2 separate regions of the Homo sapiens genome follow, and region 1 is linked to region 2. A link is an interaction called in ENCODE POLR2A ChIA-PET data of the cell type or tissue named here. Cell type or tissue: IMR-90. All regions are shown on one strand. Links, peaks and the distances in the headings refer to the core of each region. The heading gives the core; the rest is flanking DNA.

Region 1 (2,806 bases), core at 46-2,545, 86 kb after region 2:
TGTGCTCACTGTATACCAGGCACTGTGTTGAGCTCATTACATGGATTATCCTGTTCAGTCCTCCTTCACCTTGTGAGGTGACAGCTATTCTTTCCCCACTTTAATGGAGAGGGAAGGTGGTGTAAAGAGTTTCAGAAATGCCCTCAGGGTCACAGAACTGGTGAGTGGTGGAAGAGGGACCCTCGTGCTGGCCTGACTGGCTTCAGAGCCTGCACTCTTACTCACTGAATGATGCTAATTTTCTCATATTTATTTCAGCCCACTATCTGATTTCTTTTCATTAATATTGTAGGAAGTAAGAATGAATTACATATATGTGAGACAAATCATTCACTTTATTTTCTCCTAATTTATCAATTGATTAATAATTAGATTTATTTCCTCCACTAGCATGTGGCTTTTCTTTGTATTTGTGTATTTTGCTGTTTTATTTCACTTGCTACTTAATGGTATTTTTTATTTCCTGGTGAGGTCAAGAATTTTTTTATTTTTGCAATATTATCTAGTCTCATCCATTAGATAATAGATAATATTACTGTCTCATCTATCAGATAATATATAATATTACTGTCTCATCTATTAGATAATAGATAATAAAAGATAATAATACTGTTTTCCTATGAGGCAATGAGAAGATTGCACAATTATCTATTATCATGTTAGGTTAAGACTGACTTTGTAAAGTGAGCATAAAAAGCATTTAAAAATTATTTTTATTTATGTATTGTGTTATTTATTATGTTAAATCCTTTTATTGACCAACCATTATCACCATCGTTCCATTGGTAAGGAGACTGGATGAGATATAGTCTCTGAATTTCAACTCTAAAGTATAATGTTATGCTAAAAACAGCACGGTATGAAAAAGAAAATACATTCTTCTTTATTGTCTGTAAGTCATTGCAAGGAGTGGAGGTCATATAAGGTGAACAAAAGTGTGTTACAGAGTGTGGATTCCTTACCAGCAGGGGACTTCCTTCCTTCACTCTGGGCAAAGTCGATCAGGAATTTGAAAATCTATTAGGCAGCTGCATGTACAGTGGTTAAGTGTGGAATCAGATTGTCTGGGTTCATTCCCAGTTTTGTCATGAATGGCTATGAGACTTTGGTTAGGTTAATCTCTTTGTGCCTTAGTTTACTCATCTGTAAAATGAGACTGTAATGGTACATCCCTTACAGGATTATTGTGAGTGTTAGATGAGGTAATATATAGTGTTTAGCACAATACCTGGTATATGTATAGAAACCCTTAATAGCACTGGCACATGTAATAAGCATGCAGTAGGTGTTGGCTTCTTTTCTCTTGAGGGCTTCAGCTGGGGCAAACCTTGTTTTGGAAGCATCTTGAGTATAAGTGGTATAAATGAAAATGAAATATTAGAGACTGGAGGGAGAGACTACTATGGGCTTACCTGGAGGAGTTAGAGTGAGATCAGACATTGAGAGATGGGTAAAATTTGGATGGAAAAGAAAAGAAGGAAGATGCCCTCAGGGCAAGAAGTAACTTGGCCAGGTGGTGTTCTCTGGGGGAGAGTAGAGCAGAGAGGTGATGCAGAGGGGCCACTGGTGAGTCGATGGGGTCAGGTGGAGACAGTGTAATTTAGTCAGATCCAGGTCCTGTCCCTGTGGTGCCATTTATAAACCTTGTAAATTTGGGGAAATTGCCTTAATGTCTCTTTAGGCCTGTTTTTTGGGGAAAGCAGTTGTATTTTAAAAATTATTATACAATAAAATTGATGCTTTTTTGGTCTACAGGTCTATGAATTTTAACACATGTATAGATTTGTAAAACCACTGCTACGAGCAGGATGTAGAACAATCCCATCCCTCCTAAAATCCCCCTCATGTTACCCCTTTATAGGCACTTCCTCACCCTCACCCTGAGCACTAGTCTTTTCTCTATCACCATAGTTTTGTTTTTTTGAGAATGTCACATAAATGGAATCATACAGTCTGTAACCTTTTGAGACTGGCTTTTCTTACTTAGAAGAATGCTGTTGAGATCCATCCATGTAGTTGTGTGTGTCATTCATTTGTTCCTTGTTATTACCGAGTAGTTTCCATTATGTAAATACACCACAGTTCATCTGTTCACCCATTAAGGATGTTTGGATTGTTTCTAGTTTTTGCCCATTTTTCAGTTTTATCATCTGTAAAACAGGATGATTGTAATAATTGTACCTACCCTATAGGATTATAAGAATTAAACAGGATAGGGCATATATATATATATATATATATATATATACACACACACACACATATATAAAACACAATATTTTAGACAGTATGGTACTAAGAACAAAAAATAGAAATAGAAAAATCAATGAAACAAAATGAATTTGGAATTAGATCTAATGAATATAAATATCTGATATAAAATATAAAGCAAGTTTTTCAAAGCAGGTAGGTAGAGAGGAAGGCTCTGTATTCATACCTCTCTCTAGGTAATCTCATTCAATTCCATGGTACAGTGTTTTAAATAGAGTAGCTAACATCATGGACACTGGAGCCGGAATGCCTGGGTTCAATTAATAGCCCTCATTACTAGATGGACATGTTACTTAAACTGTGTCTTAGTTGAGGAGATACTATTATAAAACCTGCTTCATGGGGTTGTGTTAGGATTAGATGAGTTAATATATATGAATTACTTAGGCCTGGCTCTGATACATAATATATATTACATAAGTGTTTAGCTATTCTTATTACATATATATTTTAGATAATGTGTGTGGATTATGCCACACAGAAGAGCAGTTAGGTTCTTGTATGATTTCAAGTTAGAAGGAGATGGCTAAAGAAC
Region 2 (2,806 bases), core at 298-2,797:
TGCTAAAATGCCAAAAGACCCAGTTCACATGGGCTTAAGTAATAAAGGAAATACATTAGCTTGTGTAACAGAAGTCCAGAAGGTAGGTTGGGCTTCAGTCACACCTGGGTTTGATCAGTGTAGCCGTTCTCTTGGTTTTGCCTTCCTGTGTGTGTATTGGCTTTGTCCTTAGGCTTCCTGCATGGTAGCAGACATTTGTAGGAACAGCCAGGGCTTCCTCTTCTATGAAGGGCTGAGGGGTAACCTTTCCTCCAGTGAATAGAAGCCCAGAGCACCACTCGGATGGAGCCAACTTGAACTACAGTCAGGGAATGCCTGGCACTAACTGTTACAGGCTTGGGTTACTGCCTACTGCAGAACCAGTCATTGGGGTGGGAAGGATTCCACTGATTACACTGACTAGTCCACTTCTAGAGTTGGCAGTGCGACAGTCTCATCCATACTCTGCTATGTGCAGATGTTCCGCAATTTACAATGAAATTACATCCTAATAAATCCATTGTAATTTGAAAATACCAAGCACCATAACTTAGCCTGCCTTAAACATGCTCAGAACACTTAGATTAGCCTACAGTTGGGCGAAATCATCTAACACAAAGCCTGTTTTGTAATAAAGTGTTGAATATCTCACATAATTTACTGAATATTGTACTGAAATTGAAAAGCAGGATGGTTGTACAGGTGCTCGAGGTACAATTTCTATTGAATGCATGTTGCTTTCGCACCATCATAAAGCTGAAAAATCCTGCATTGAATAATTGTAAGCTGGGGATTGTCGGTAGGGGAGGCAGGGCTGGAATGAATGCTGGGGAGGCAAACTTAATATTGCCCACCACATTTGCCAATACAGGATGCTATGGTGTGGAAGAATCTCAGATGGCAGCTAATCCCTCAGACTATGTAATTGGCTAGCAGTCTTTAAAAGCTTACATTTTAACATTGTTTTGTCTGCTCTTGTTTTGTCTGCAACACGTATAGGAACCGTACTGAATGAGTATTTGACTTAGGCTAAGAAATACTCCAGTTTTCTTACTGAGCCTTCCTGCTTCTTACAGAGGATTGACTGCCTCCCCTTTCATTTATGTACTTATTGAATACTGATCCTGATCAGGGCAGAACAGTATCTTGGGCAGAACACAGACTCTGGAGCCAGAATACCTAAGTTCAAGTCCCAGCTCACCATCTTCACCTTCACCTTCTGCTTAACCTCTGCCTGTTTTTTCCTCTGTAAATTGGGGAAGAGAATAAAGGTTTGAAAGATTAATATGGGTAACTCTTAGAACTGGGCCTGACGCATAGAAAGCACTATAGAAATGTTAGCTATTGTTATTGTTGTTGTAATAGCGTATGTATGCAGTAGAAATCTGAAGCAATAGTTTCCAAACTGTTATTTATTTATTTATTTTAGAGACAGGGTCTCACTCTGTCACCCAGGTTGGAGTGCAGTGGTTCTTTCATAGTTCACTACAGCCTTGAATTCCTGGGCTCAAGCAATTCTCCTGTCTCAGCCTCCCAAGTAGCCAGGACTATAGGCCCGTGCCACCAGACCTGGCCAATTAAAAAAATTTTTTTTAGAGCTGGGGCTCTTGCCATGTTGCACGGGCTACTCAAACTCCTGGCTTCAGGCAACCCTCCTGCCTCGGCCTCCCAAAACATTGGGATTACAGGTACGAGCCACCATGCCTGGCCTTTCAAACCATCTTAATTTTTTCTGGAGCATAAAATTACAAGGTTGGCAAACCATTTTTTGTAGTAGCTGTTACTATAATTTTGTCATTTGTTTAATGAGGCTGGTTCTGAAAATTACCGTCTCTTTTGCCCTAGGCAAGCTATTTAACCTCCATGCCACAAATCCCTTATTTGTAAAATCAGGCAATATTAAATAGCATCTGCTTTATAGGGTTGTTAAAAGAATTAAGTGAGAGATCCTGGAAAGTCCTACAACAGCCCTGGTGTCTATTAAATCATTCATTGTCAGCAATTATTGTTCACTCTCTTGACACTGTGCTAGGCCCTTGGTCCACATGGACAATTAGATCCAGTCCCTGTCAGGCTCCAAGAAGCTATGTTTGTGGGTGAGGTGGGGAGCTGGGTAAACAGTATTTATCATACAATATGATATGTGCTTATATTAACTAAGAACCTAATTCACACCAGGTTAAGCAAAAGGGGAATTTATTGGTAATGTAACTGAAAAGTCAAAGATAGATGGATGGGTCCAGGTGTTCAAAAACACCTATCATCAGGCGTCAGTCACTCCGCTCCATTGTCCTGTGCTGGCTTCAGTCTCAGGTGTGCCCTCCCTGTGTAGCAGCCCCTCAGCTTTCCAGTTTACCTCCTACCAGCCAGAAACCCCAGCAGCAAAGAGCCTCTTTTGCCAGCAAAAGTCTTGGGGTCGGCACCGATTAGCTCTGATCATGTCCATCCTTGAAGATGGGGAGTGGGGACAGTCTCTCCTGAACCTCGTCGACTGAGTTTGGTGGAGAGGTTATTTCCCAAAGGTAACCAGAGGAAGGGAGAATGCATTGTTGCTGGGCAGATAACACCACCACTGCAAGGCTATGAATGATAATCCCCCAAAGCAGTGAAGTACCAGGGGTTGTTGGGATTCGTTCTGTCAAAATATCAAAATATGGGAAGGGGCCTGGGACAGTGGCTCATGCCTGTAATCCCAGCACTTTGGGAGGCTAAGGCAGGAGGATCGAAAAGGCAGGAATTCAAGATCAGCCTGGGCAACATGGTGAAACTCTGTCTCTACAAAACATAAAAAAAAATATTAGCCAGGCATGGTGGCACATGCCTATAG

Evidence for each region. ChIA-PET counts read pairs that join two places held together with the same protein. Peaks named below come from ENCODE experiments on the same cell type or tissue, not always from the same donor. Only the 100,000 strongest peaks of a DNase experiment are listed, where the experiment ranks them.
Region 1: POLR2A ChIA-PET joins it to region 2 with 11 read pairs; 2 of 35 experiments call an interaction of 5 or more read pairs at or near these places.

Annotation. Positions count from the first base shown.
Region 1 is chr9:4,629,212-4,632,017 of GRCh38, reverse strand. All of the region lies in intron 4 of SPATA6L (spermatogenesis associated 6 like), which reads left to right. Among named protein-coding and RNA genes, the nearest start is that of PLPP6, 32 kb to the left of the region's middle. RefSeq lists an enhancer at 668-1,220. In IMR-90, for the core only: no CTCF peak of the experiment used is centred there; no DNase peak of the experiment used is centred there.
Region 2 is chr9:4,715,532-4,718,337 of GRCh38, reverse strand. The region is part of intron 4 of AK3 (adenylate kinase 3); the gene reads left to right. LOC124902112 (a long non-coding RNA gene) reads left to right here. Exons shown (of 2, transcript XR_007061401.1): 1 at 1-82; 2 at 1,056-1,264. Among named protein-coding and RNA genes, the nearest start is that of AK3, 24 kb to the left of the region's middle. In IMR-90, for the core only: no CTCF peak of the experiment used is centred there; no DNase peak of the experiment used is centred there.